Linked DNA regions of Homo sapiens: region 2 is linked to region 1. The links are chromatin contacts, found by Hi-C or POLR2A ChIA-PET in ENCODE. All regions are on one chromosome and are shown on one strand. Each heading gives the region's core, a stretch centred on a gene start or an enhancer-like site at or near the end of the contact. The rest is flanking DNA. Distances are from core to core; before and after follow the strand shown. Region 1 overlaps RBM33 (RNA binding motif protein 33). Region 2 overlaps RBM33 (RNA binding motif protein 33).

Region 1 (6,075 bases), core at 936-3,435:
TTTGCACCAGGATCATCTGTCACCTCCTAGCTAGACACCAGCTTCCACCCTTGCCACCCGACAGTCTCCTCTCAACACGGCAGCAAGAGGAATCTTCTAAAACATACACAAGGTCACGTCATTCCTCTGCTCAAACCCCTCTAATCCCTGCCCATTTCACTCCCTGCCAAAGTCCTGAGAATGGCTGGATGGCCCCACGGCCCCACGGTACCCAGGTTCTGCATTTCTTCTCTGCTTTGATCACTCCACAAAAGTCACGCTGGTCTCCTTTTGGCTACTCAAACACACAAGGCAGGGTCTCTCCTGGAGGAAGCCCCCTTATACTTGCTGATCACTCTGCCTGCAATCTTCTTCCCTGAACAGCCACATTGCTAACTTACAGATATCCCTCAACTCTTTCCTGCTCAGTGAAGTTCACCCTGATCACCCCATTTAAGATACAACCCATCCCTTCCCCGCATCCTGCTCAATTTCTCACTGCATTTTCATCTTCTAACATGCCACATAAAATACTTATGTTTACTGCTAATAAACAATAATAAGACTGTCTGATAGAAAGTAATATCATGGTTGAAGAAAGCTTTGTCTGGTTTGTTCGTCAATATAACTCAAATGCCAAAAATAGAGTAGTAGCTCAATAAATGTGTGTGTTCACAGGTACATGAAGTTAAAGCTTCGTATAAACTGCTCAAAAACCGTTTCCTAGCTTAAGGAACATGTTTCAGTAATAATCAGATCTGTATTTATTTGATTACAACAACTAAAAGATGGTGTGTCCCCTCTCCACCAGCTGACACTGGAATTGAAGGGGGGCATGCTGCCTGGAACCAAAGAGGGACACTCACCACTGCAAACATCCTCACCGGGAGACTTACAAAGTGTCACAGTTCAGGCATTCCAATAGCGGTCTCTAGTGTATTCTTTGCATTCAGACTGTACTCTCAGCACTTTCCACTCAATTATACAATAAGAGATACACATTTTTAAAGAAATATACTTGACCCATCAAACTAAAATCTAAATGAATGGGGAAGAGCCAAGGAAAACTCAATCTTACAAATTTGAATGTGAAAACTATTTTGCCGCAGAGACGGCTTCAGTGCAATAAACTAATAAATGCCTTCAGATGCACAGTAATCTATAACATAACAGATGCTCCTCAACATAGGATGGGGTTACATCCCAATAAGGCTATCGTTAGTGGAAAAGACCCTTAGTCAAAATGCATTTAATATGCCCAACCAATGAAACATCATAGCTTAGCCTCACCTACCTTCAGCTCAGAACACTCACATCATTGCACAGTTGGCAAAATCATCGGGGCTGGGAACCGCAGCTCCCCCTGCCCAGCTTCGAGGGAGTTTTGGGATGCATGTTGCTACCCCAGGAGAGATCAAATCTCAACATTCGAACGATGATTTCTTCTGAACGCATACTGCTTTCACACACTCATGAAGTCAAAAACGCGTCAGTGGAAAAATCCTAAGTCAAACCATTGGAAGCTGGGGCCATCTATGCTTTACAATAGTAAAAGGAAACACAGACCTTGAACAGGCGTGACCACCGTCCCTTTGAAGTGCGGGTTGATGTGTATGTTCTTGGGCTGCTGTGGAGTCACGGGTGGCGGGGTCATCATCATCCTTGGGGTCTCTAGCTGGGGAGGCATGTGCATTCCCTGAGGCGGGGATGGGTGGTGCGGGTGCTGCACCGGAAGCAGCGGCTGCAGCGGCTGCGGCTGGAACAGGCTTCTGATCGGCTGCTGCTGAGGCGGCGGTGGCGGTGGAGGGGGAGCCTGGGGCTGTGGAGGAATTAACCTTGGAGAATGAGTCTACAAATCACAAAAAAAAAAACAAAAGTTCACCGAAATCAACATTTAAAAGAATGCTGATGTGTTACAAATTTACACTGATTGCATTTTTTAAGTTACAATGTAAGAAGTCTGTAGTAACAACTTGTATCAAAACAGCAGGATAAAGAAGCTTCTCTACTTCTTCACAATGAGGGCTACAGTCTCACAATTGAGTCAATCCCCACGCAAGAGGGAAAACAGCCCCAAAGCACCCAGTGTGAATTTTGAAAAAAAAAAAAAAAATTCAGTTCAGGGAATTGAACTGCCCACACTGAGCAAAGCCCTGTGCCAGGGACAGAAGAGCAGCTGCCACAGCCCTCCCTGTAGCAGCCTTGCATCCCCCTCCAGGAACTCTGGTAAGCAAGGCAGGAGATGTGCACCAGTTACCCTGCTCCAGAACTGAGGCCTGAGAACAGGACAGGGCCACAAAGAGCCTCCAGGAGAGGCTGGGAGGGAGCTTCTCTGAGAGGGTGACACCTGAACTCGGTGATGAAGAAGAGAGAGGTGCAAGGCAGAGTGAGGGACAGATACCCAGAAAAAAGCAGAAGCAGCACAGACCCACCTGCTTAGTAAAATCAGGAGACCAGGGAAGAAGGCAGGAAAGAAGGTAAGAAAATTACACACTCAAAGTGATCAGAGATCTCAATTCGAGGGTGGTTATTTTATCAAACAGTCACTAGAGAGGAAGAAATCAACAACTGCAACAGCTGCCGTGGACTAAATCTTCCCCACATTTTAAGTTCCTACTATACGGTCAGTAGAGAAAGTCAGCTGACCTAGCTCCCCACAATCCTATAAACTAGGTCCTATTTACTGACCTCCTTTTACAAGATCAAGTAGCTGGAAAGGAGAAAAGCCGGAACTGGAATTCAGGCCATCTGATTCCACAGGTTTTGCTTTTAATCACTAACCAAACTGACGACACAGCTAATTAGCAGTAGACCACTACTTATTCAGTTGTCTAATTTAACAAGCATTTTCCCTGAGATGATGCCAAATTACGGAGGGCTTCTAAATTCCAAGTAAATGATCCATTACTATGCCACAGAGACAACACGTATAATAAGGGATCACGAATGATCTCTTTGGTAGGAAAATGATCATTCACAGCAGTGTGAGATGAACGAGGGTAAAGAAGACGGAAGGAGACCATCTAATAGGGAATGGTGAGAGATGAATCAATGGAAAAGCCATAGTCTGACAAAGAGCAAGAAGACATCTCAGAGGAACAATGAGTAGAATTCTAAAACTAATCTGTGAATGGCTTTGGCCCACCTATCCTTCCTCACAGAAGACGTTTCAAAAGATTCTGGTACCAGCTCACATCCACTAGCACACATGCTCCCAGAATGCAGTATGTTTCCCCCTCCTTAACTCATCACATCTGTGCACATTTGCCCATGAGAGTAGGGATCTTGTCTATCTTACTCACCATTGTATCCCACAGACAGCACACTAACAGACACAGGGACACCCAAGTTAAATTTTAATTGAACTGAGAGTGACCACAATGCATGGTCATTAATTCAAGACCACAGAGTTCTGAGGGAAAGATCATGTTTGTTTGATTAAACAAGTGACATTCAGGGCCTGTGAAACATGTGTCTGGAGAGGTACAGGGACAGTTGGGAGATGGAGAAAATGGAGCTGGAAAGAGGTTAGGCTAGAGACTAAGACTCACTGAGAAACAGTAGGTGACAGCAAGAGGAACAGTGCTGGGGAGACCACTGAGGAAAAGGAGGACGAGAACAAAACCTGAAGAAAAATGCAGTTAAAGAAAAGGCATTTCAAAACTGTTCAAAGAGATTTTCAATGCTCAATACCAAAAACCAGGAAGTATTTAAGGGGATGCCAATGTTAATTAGCTTTTTATAATCCATCCACAACATATACATACTGTAACAGTGCACTGTACCTCATAAACATATGCAATATATTTATGCATATATTATGTTTAATTTGGAAATAAAAAGGAAGTTTAATAAAAGTTTAATTTGAAAATAAAAAGGAAGGTCAAAAGGGAGAAAGAAGAAATCATTCTAGAAGATAAGAGAGTACATCCAAAATCTCGTAAGCCCAAAAAAGAGCTGCTCAAGACAAAGAGACCGTGTGATGCCCAAGGCCCCAGAGTGCGGTCCAACAGGACAAGGGGTCAGGTGGCATCTCTTGAGGGCACCATTCAGGACAGGGAACAGAACGGAATCCAGGCAGGAAAGAGCCAACCAAGGAGAAAATGGGTACAAGCAGAGACATGAGCCAAAAATATTCTTTCCAAAACTTTGGGGGTCAAGACTCAAAGAGACAAAATAGCTCTGGGATGGGGAGTGAATAGGATGGAGAAAGCTTATGATGTAACAGAACGCAGTTGGAGCGGAGGATACCACAGTCCTGATCTCATCACTGATTAGCAAAGACGAGACTATTGCTTACAAAGCTGTGTCAGTCTTAGGGCAGCTGTCTAGTTTACTCCTAGTACACAGTAGGCTCTAACAGTCCAAATCAGTCACATTACAATCCAGAGATACAACGTCACCATCAGGATTGAGGACAACTGAATATCCATGACATTTCTAAAAGCATTCACGCCATCTCAGTTCAGCCTCTCTAAGGAGGCAGGTGAGAGATACGTGCTCTTCCCTTCTTTGTGGGTAAGAAAACAGAGCTCAACAACTTTTCCAGGATCAGAGACACAATTACGTAAACACTGGCCTCGTATGAGAGTTGTTTGGCCCCGAAAGAGGCCAAAATAATCAAAATGGCTATTCAACATATGGCCAGTGGAGGTTTGCGGCGGAGACAGGGAGCAACGAAGGGAAAAAAGACAAACTGTAAATCCAGCCTTTCTGCTGTTAGAGATGCTCAAAAACAAAACAGCTGTATAAGCAAACAGCAGTTCCTCGTATCATCAAATTGTGTATGCCTACCTACTCCTCTCCCTTTACATATCAGAGTTGGAATTCTCATGCTAAAACAAAAATTATCTCTTCTACTTTGTTATTTCACAAATGAATGGCTCCTGAAATATAATATTTCAACAGAAGTGAAATGTCGTTTTCTCTAAATTCAGATAAAAATGTAAAAACGGCATGTGGTAGACACAGTGGACACATATTTGTATTAAGTAAATTTTTCCTTGAAGACTGACTTCTAAGTAAAAAGCCATACAATCCCTAAAACTTAAATGAAAGAATAGGTTGGGCCCAGTGGCTCACGCCCGTAATCCCAGCACTCTGGGAGGCTGAGGCAGATGGATCACTTGAGGTCAGGAGTTCGAGACCACCCTGGCCAACATGGTGAAACCCAGTCTCTACTAAAAATATTTTTAAAATTAACTGGGTGTGGTGGTAAGTGCCTGTAATCCCAGCTACTAAAGAGATTGAGGCAGGAGAATCGCTTGAACCCAGGAGGTGTAGGTTGCAGTAAGCCAAGATCATGCCACTGCACTCCAGCCTGGGCAACAGAGGGGAGACTCTGTATCAAAAACAAAAAAAGAACAAAAAAATCAATAATTTCTGTCTTTGTTTCTGAGATGTGCCATCTCTGAAATACAAACGAAATTCTAATTGAAATTACAGGTACATGATTTATTCCTAAACTACAGACTATGAAAGCTTTGTATGGAGGACATGTTAATAATTCTGAGAAACTGCCATTTAAGGAAAAAATCTATGGTAAACAGTAAAAAGGTAAAGATATTTTTATAAAATAAACAACTTCTGCCTAAATTCTATCTGTAATAACATCTCTCAAATGTAATGCACTCAGAAATACCTCTCTAGAGGCTTTAGGTAGCAAGGTCCAACAGCTTATGTCATCTTAGGGCATCAGGTCGCTCATTAATTCCTCCTCTGGAAGTATCTGTGGTACAGGATGATTTCTTACTACCAGATGACTGGAGTGCTGAATTTCTAAGACTATATGCAACATCACATGAGACTATAAAGCAGAAACTTCAGCCATTACCCCTGCTACTAACCTTTCATTTCAGACTAAGAAGAGAGAAATGTATACTAGGATACCCACAAAAGCTTACTGCCATTTGTTCTGAAGTTCTAGGGCTACTACAAGAAAATCTGAAGTTACCACGACAGGAGGCTGTGTAGGAAGCAGCGCAGGTCTGTGGTCCTTCATCCTGCCCCTCTCGGTGCTCTCTCTCCTCTGGTCCCCCACACCACGACACATCAGCGGACCTCCTCGCCGTCCTCCCCGCCTGGAGCTGTAGCGTC
Region 2 (6,075 bases), core at 1,354-3,853, 54 kb before region 1:
CATGTTTCAGCATTAGAGTTAGCCAGCTTTAAATTAAGAGATGAAGATACAATCCAAGATACTGTCATATTTGTAAAATCTAAACCAAGTCACAGCTATTTAGCACATGAAGCTATTTCTGGAAAGCAAGGAAAAGAAGGCTAAATACTTTAAAATGTAATGTTATTACAAATAAAACAAGTCATTTGATAGAACAAAAAATTTTGTATGTATGTGTGCAAGTGTGAACCTTCTATGACAATTAAAAGGATCTCAAAGGATAATCTGTTCAGCTGGGGTATTTATTTCTTAAAATTTATAACTAAGAATCTGAAAATTTCAAAATAAACGTTTGAGGCAAATGTTCTGATACTAAGTATGCACAACAGGTTATTTGTCTTACTTCCCAAGTATTATTTTAATATGAAGTAGCCAACACAAAGGGCACTGTGTTTTAAATCAAGAAATGATTTTGTCTTGGGACACAACTACCCGTGGCACAGATGCCACCCCCAGGCGGCTACCTGAATGGGTCCCACTGACATCAGCAGGCTCTTCAGCTGGGCATCCGTGGTGGACGAGGACAGCCCCTCCACAGACACCACGCAGGGCTGGGGCTTGCACTCCACCACCCGCAGGTTCTGCTTGTTTGGCATCAGGCGCCCCCGGCCCATGGGACCGGCCACTCCTCTGCCTCGTCCGTGCATGATGGCCTGGTGACAACAAAGGAAATACATTCAGAGTTTCAAGCCTGAGCTTCTTCGATAGTCACTAAGATATAAAAGTGAACAAATAACTTAGAATCCATTAAAATATACCATGAGCTACAGGATTTTCTGTAGTTTTCTATCCACTATCAGAGAATGTTTTAATAGCTAAATGAGACAACTATATCCAGCAAGTTTAAGTGTAGGCGGAGGAAGAGGAGGGAGCTGACGAAGCCTGCACCTCTCCAGGGGCCACACGCTTGTGCTCGGTGGGCACTCTGTGTCATCATCATTCTGTGTAGATCAGGCACCCGTCAGGGCTGAGAAACTTGCTGCAAATGACAGTTCAGAATTTGGATCCTGTCCTGAGAGTCCCAGAGCCCCCATTTCTCCTAGTGTAGTATAGGCTGGTTTAAGCAGGACCTGCTGTGCACAGTGCTAAGTCCACCTTACAGTCACAACAAGCCACAGCATCATGTACCTGACTCCGCTGGCAGAGACTACATTTGCTACCCTGAAACCCTCCCAGGCAGATTCTGCAACCAGAAATTCAGCCGTGGCTGCACATTTCCATCGTCTGCAAGCTTTTCAAAAGAAACAAAACACAATTGTGACTGAGGACCCAGGCACTCCCCAAGTATGATTCTGCTGGTCTAAGGCGGGCCTAAGCATTATTATTTTTAAAAGCTGCCAAGGGTTCAAAACTACTGCTCAAGGAACTTTTAAAGAAGAGGAAACTGCTGAACTTTCCCACACTTTCTCCAGATTAGAAAGTCAGAGAGAACATATGTGCCCAATGTAGCCTAGGACAGCGGTGAAGCGCAGAAGGCAGGGTGGTGATGGACGGCACTAGGTTTCCAGATGGCCTACCCGAATCCTGTTGGGGAGTTCGGGCAGAATGCAAAAGTGGCCTCCCAGTCCATCACAGAGAAAGGCAGAAAGTTAGGTGGAAACTGGAATAGAACCTCAGGACTTGAGTGTGCACGCACACAAAAGGAAACGAAGAGAAAACCTCCACATTTCTTAGTACTCTGAAGAAGGCAGCAAAACTATGCCTGTGAATTAAGTTTTAAAACAGTTGCAAGGGGTTATTTCAAGAGAAACCACACTGGAAAATGCACATGAGAAGTTGCAAGTTACAGTTACCCTGGCTGGAAATCAGTAGTAACTAACTAGTCTTCTGTTCTAACTAGAGTAAGTTATGATATTAACAATAATATCTCTAACAAATGCCTACTTATATACACCAGGCACCAGGTTTTTTTAAATGCATCTTCTTATAAGATGCTCAGAATTGCTTAAGTAAGATAGGAAACATCATGACCCTCAGTCACAGGAGCATTTACATTTAAGTTGAAGAAACTCAAGTGTGCTGTGCGTGTGCGCGTTATGGAGGGTGTTTCTAAGGCCTTTCTCATCATATATTCAGGGATGGCACCTGAAGGAAGAAAATTCAGACCACAGCGATCTTTAAAGAAATCCATCACTTTAACACTGGCGTTATCACTGAATCTGTCTACACATCTGTTTTCTAGTACAAAATGGAATTTTGTTTGCTCTCATATCATGAAGTGTTTATGAGATAAGACGAAGTAACTTAAGTACTTCAAAAGGAGCCAGAATAGTCTTAATAGTGACACTACTTCTAAAGTGACGAGATGACGAGGGAGAATGAGCGGGCAGACTTGCCGTTCTCCAGAGCGCAAAGCAGGGCTGCGCCCAGGTCTCCCTCTGCATAGCTCCACCCAACAGGTGCTACTGGCTTCTGCACCAAGAGGGCACTTCACTCTCAAGACTCTGGGGAGCCAGAAAGATGCCTCACTAGAAGCTGAGGGGAAGGGCGCTCTGTCACTTGCGTACGTGACAGGATGTGCTCCCAGTGCACAGACGGCCACTCCAACAGAAAGGGGGATGGGGAGCACCCTTGCTTCCTGCCTCACAGCCTGAGCTCAGAGAAGCTCCTTCCAATCCCCAGGGTTAAGGGAAGGATTAAGCAGCTGGGAACTGTGGCCTAGAGCAAGTTACTTCATTTCTAAAGACCTCAGTTTCCCCTGTCTCAACTGGGGCCATGAGCATGCACTTGATTTCACATTTGTAAAATTTCTGGTGAGTCAGTGAACACAGGAAGGAAAGCATGCTGACACGCAGCAGCAGGCGCTGTCCCGAGAGCACAGCAGATGCTGCTGGGTCGACAGTTCAGAGCGGCAGGAAGCAATCGCACTCCTGGCTGGCTGCGGGTGCTCTTCTGGGTTTGCTCTGTGAAATAAGTCAGGAGAGGAAAAGGCTTTGGTGAAAATGTTAACGCGTTTTCAAAGCCAGAACAAAGGAAATGATGGTTCACTTATGAATGTGAGTACTACTGTGTGCCATGCGCTACAAATTAGAGCACGTCTGAACACTGCCTCACACCGGCCTTCGCGTTTCCAGGGCTGCGTGCGAGGCAACAAGCAGTACCTTCTTCGCCGGGTGAATTCCTTGGATGCTTTTGATCCCTGGAGGGACAGGCGAGTGTGCGTGGGGCCCCGCTGGCAGATGTGGGGGCTGCTGGAGGCCCCCCCTGGTCAGCGTCACCTTGCGGGCAGGCTGTGGTCCCACTTCCGGAGGCTGGGGAAGCCGCTGGGGCTGGCCTTCTGGGTGAAAAAAGCCATCGCTCTCTCCTCCCTGCTGAAACCAAGAAGGCAGCACGTTGTTCAGTGTCTGCTCCACCAAAAGCTCCTCCCCAGCATTAGGAAGCCCACCTCAGCCAGTGTTCACCCACAAAGCAAAACCATTTCAAACAAGTGTGACTCGAAACTTGTCATTTCACTAGAGCCAGTAAGGACATTTCTCATTGGAGAGTGGTCAGGTTCTAACAATATGTTTGAAATTTCAAACACTAAGATGCCCTTTAATTACTATATTCATATAAGAGATCTGCGATTAAAATAAATGTTGTCGAATTCCGTGAAATACTGGTTATTTTCAAAATACTTCATATCCAACACGCATTTTCACTTTCAGCATGCATTATTCACTTTCAAGAGCATTCTTGTTAAAATGTACAGTTTGCATGAGCAGTGGTTTTAAACTCTTAACTCCTATTCCAACCTACCCTAAGAAGGCAATGAGCCCAACTCCTGCTGGTTGCGACTGTAAGTCTTCCAAACCCATCACGGCGCCTTCCACCCCCTGTGGATACGTGAACTTCAAATACTCTGACCTCTCCAATGCAGTGCTCTGAAGCGCCGAAGAGCATCACAAAATACTGGCTAGAAACTTCCCTTCCTTCTGCTGAGTTACAAGTGCCATTAGCAACTACAGAGTACGTGGATTTCCAAGAAGCGCATTTACTCTACGAAGAACCTTAGAAATATCAGGAATCTTATCTTTTGTGTTTTATTAACAGTCTGTTCATCGATCAGGAGGCACGTACACCTTGGAACTGCACCACCAATGTTGTTCATACGTCCAGGCAGCATAAACATGTCTTAGGGTGGTGCCTATCAGCTGCTTTCAGTACTGAGTAGTCTTTTTCCCAAAGAACAGCTGAAGGCTGGGAAAGAACAGCAAGGACGGCAGACACCGCCCTGATGAATTATGTCAGGATGGATGCTTGGACTTGAAAAGGAAGACGGAGGCTTTTATTAGCACGAGGCCCACTCTCAACATCGACAGGGAGGGAGTGTCAGTCACGGGATAGTAAACCCTCCCCACAGGGTGCTTAGCTGTGCCAGTGTCTCCAGGGGCAACCTGGTCAACCAGCTCAGAAGCAGCCCACATATCCTTGTGTCCCGCTCTTCCTACCAAACGTTATCTTGTGGAGACCAAACGGAACAAAGGGCTCTGCAAAAAGAAGGAACATGGGATTGGGGCAAGATGGATGTAGCTTGTTTCTGCTAAGACTGTACAAAGAAACAGGGACTCAAGAAAAGATGAGATGAAAAATGTCACACAGGAATACGTGGCATGAAAATGTCTGCAAATCTTCTCTCTCCAAAACAAGTGTAAGCTGGACAAAATTTTCCAAAACAACATTTGAGGACTCTGGAAATCAAAGAAAATGAAAAGAATGGAGAAGCACTTATTCCTGAGCTGTGAGGACAGTGCAGTGTGTGGCAGCTCCATCAGCACAGAGCCGAAACTCAGTAAGGCCTGAAGTTCCCCAGCAGCACTGGCCATACAGCACCCTCAGAGGGAAAGGCACAGGGAAGCCCATGGGTCTGTGGGCCTCTGGTCATGGTTCAGTTTGGAACAGGCAGCACACCAGCCAGAAATCTGAGAAACCTAATGAGGAAATTCCAGAACGGAAAGTGCTAGAGAAGGCCTAGATGGGCTCTCCCCACATGGCTGCCTGGGAAGCCCCAACCCACACACAGATAACTGGCCATGGGGGGCCATGCAGGGTCCAGAGACCTGAGCACAAGCTCATCCCAGGCGCTGGCTGGCCACTAAGCTACGCAGCAGTCGGGTCAACCCCTAGGAAGCTAGGCTGAGAAATAAAAATAATACAAACACTGAACAAAAAATATTTAAACTGAATGGAAACAAAAATACAACACATCAAAATTCAGGGGCTGCAACTTAAGCAATGACATCAAAAAGGAAAAACATCTAAAATCAGTCATTTGAGTTTCTACCTCAAGAAGCTAGTCCCCCGTCCTCAAAAAAGGAAATCAAACCCAAGTAGAAGGAAGGAAAATGATAAAGATGACAGCGAAAAGCAACGGCATGGTAAACAGAAAAAAGACAATCTGTGAAACCAAAAGTTGGTATTTTGAGATCAGCAAAAAATTGATGCTCCTTTAAGGATACTGACCAAGAAAAAAGGAAAGAAGATGAATTACCAAAATAAGGAAACAAAGAGGGATCACCGCAATGGACCCTAAGAAATTTAAAAAACATTACAAGCAACTTTACATCAACACACTAGACAATTTACATGAAATGAGCAAATTCAACGAGACACAAGTACCAAAACTGACCGAAAGAGAAAATACGAATAGAACTCTAAGAAGTAAAGACAATGAATTAAAAACCATTCACAAAGAAAAACAAAGACCCAAATAGCTTCACCAGTAAGTTTTACCAAATATTTAAGGAAGAAAGACTACCAAGCTTACGCAATCTCTTTCAGAAAACAGAAAAGGCAGAAGCACTTCCCCACTCATTCTTTGGGCCTGGTATTACCCTAATACAAGGCCAAAGGCATCAAAAGAGAAGACAACTGCAAAAGAATATTCCTCATAAACATACATGAAAAAAAATCCCCAACAGAATATTAGCAGACTAAATCTAGCAACACGGAAAAGGGATCACACCTCATGACCAGGTAAGATTCATCCCAGAAGCGCAGGGCTGGTTTAACACCCCCCCGGTTAACCAAGGGAACACACTACACAAAGGAAAGGAC

Evidence for each region. Hi-C counts contacts between places; a loop is a spot of excess contacts on that map. ChIA-PET counts read pairs that join two places held with the same protein, here RNA polymerase II (POLR2A). Pooled maps may share reads with other maps.
Region 2: a pooled map shows a loop between it and region 1 (2.5-fold over the local background). The contact joins two enhancer-like sites. A Hi-C loop is called at or near these places in 1 of 168 maps with a recorded cell type or tissue (CD8-positive, alpha-beta T cell), 2 of 37 single-sample maps with no recorded cell type and 4 of 50 pooled maps. POLR2A ChIA-PET finds 5 or more read pairs at or near these places in 2 of 52 experiments (CD8-positive, alpha-beta memory T cell and activated T-cell).

Annotation. Positions count from the first base shown.
Region 1 is chr7:155,706,926-155,713,000 of GRCh38, reverse strand. RBM33 (RNA binding motif protein 33) reads right to left here. Exons shown (of 18, transcript NM_053043.3): 7 at 5,933-6,075; 8 at 1,546-1,798. Among named protein-coding and RNA genes, the nearest start is that of RBM33, 65 kb to the right of the region's middle. Within about 2 kb of position 2,185, at least 2 of the 41 ENCODE cell types and tissues checked have a DNase peak (open chromatin) inside an H3K27ac peak, as active enhancers do.
Region 2 is chr7:155,761,084-155,767,158 of GRCh38, reverse strand. RBM33 (RNA binding motif protein 33) reads right to left here. Exons shown (of 18, transcript NM_053043.3): 15 at 3,141-3,347; 16 at 504-692. Among named protein-coding and RNA genes, the nearest start is that of SHH, 48 kb to the left of the region's middle. RefSeq lists an enhancer at 3,101-3,260. Within about 2 kb of position 2,603, at least 15 of the 41 ENCODE cell types and tissues checked have a DNase peak (open chromatin) inside an H3K27ac peak, as active enhancers do.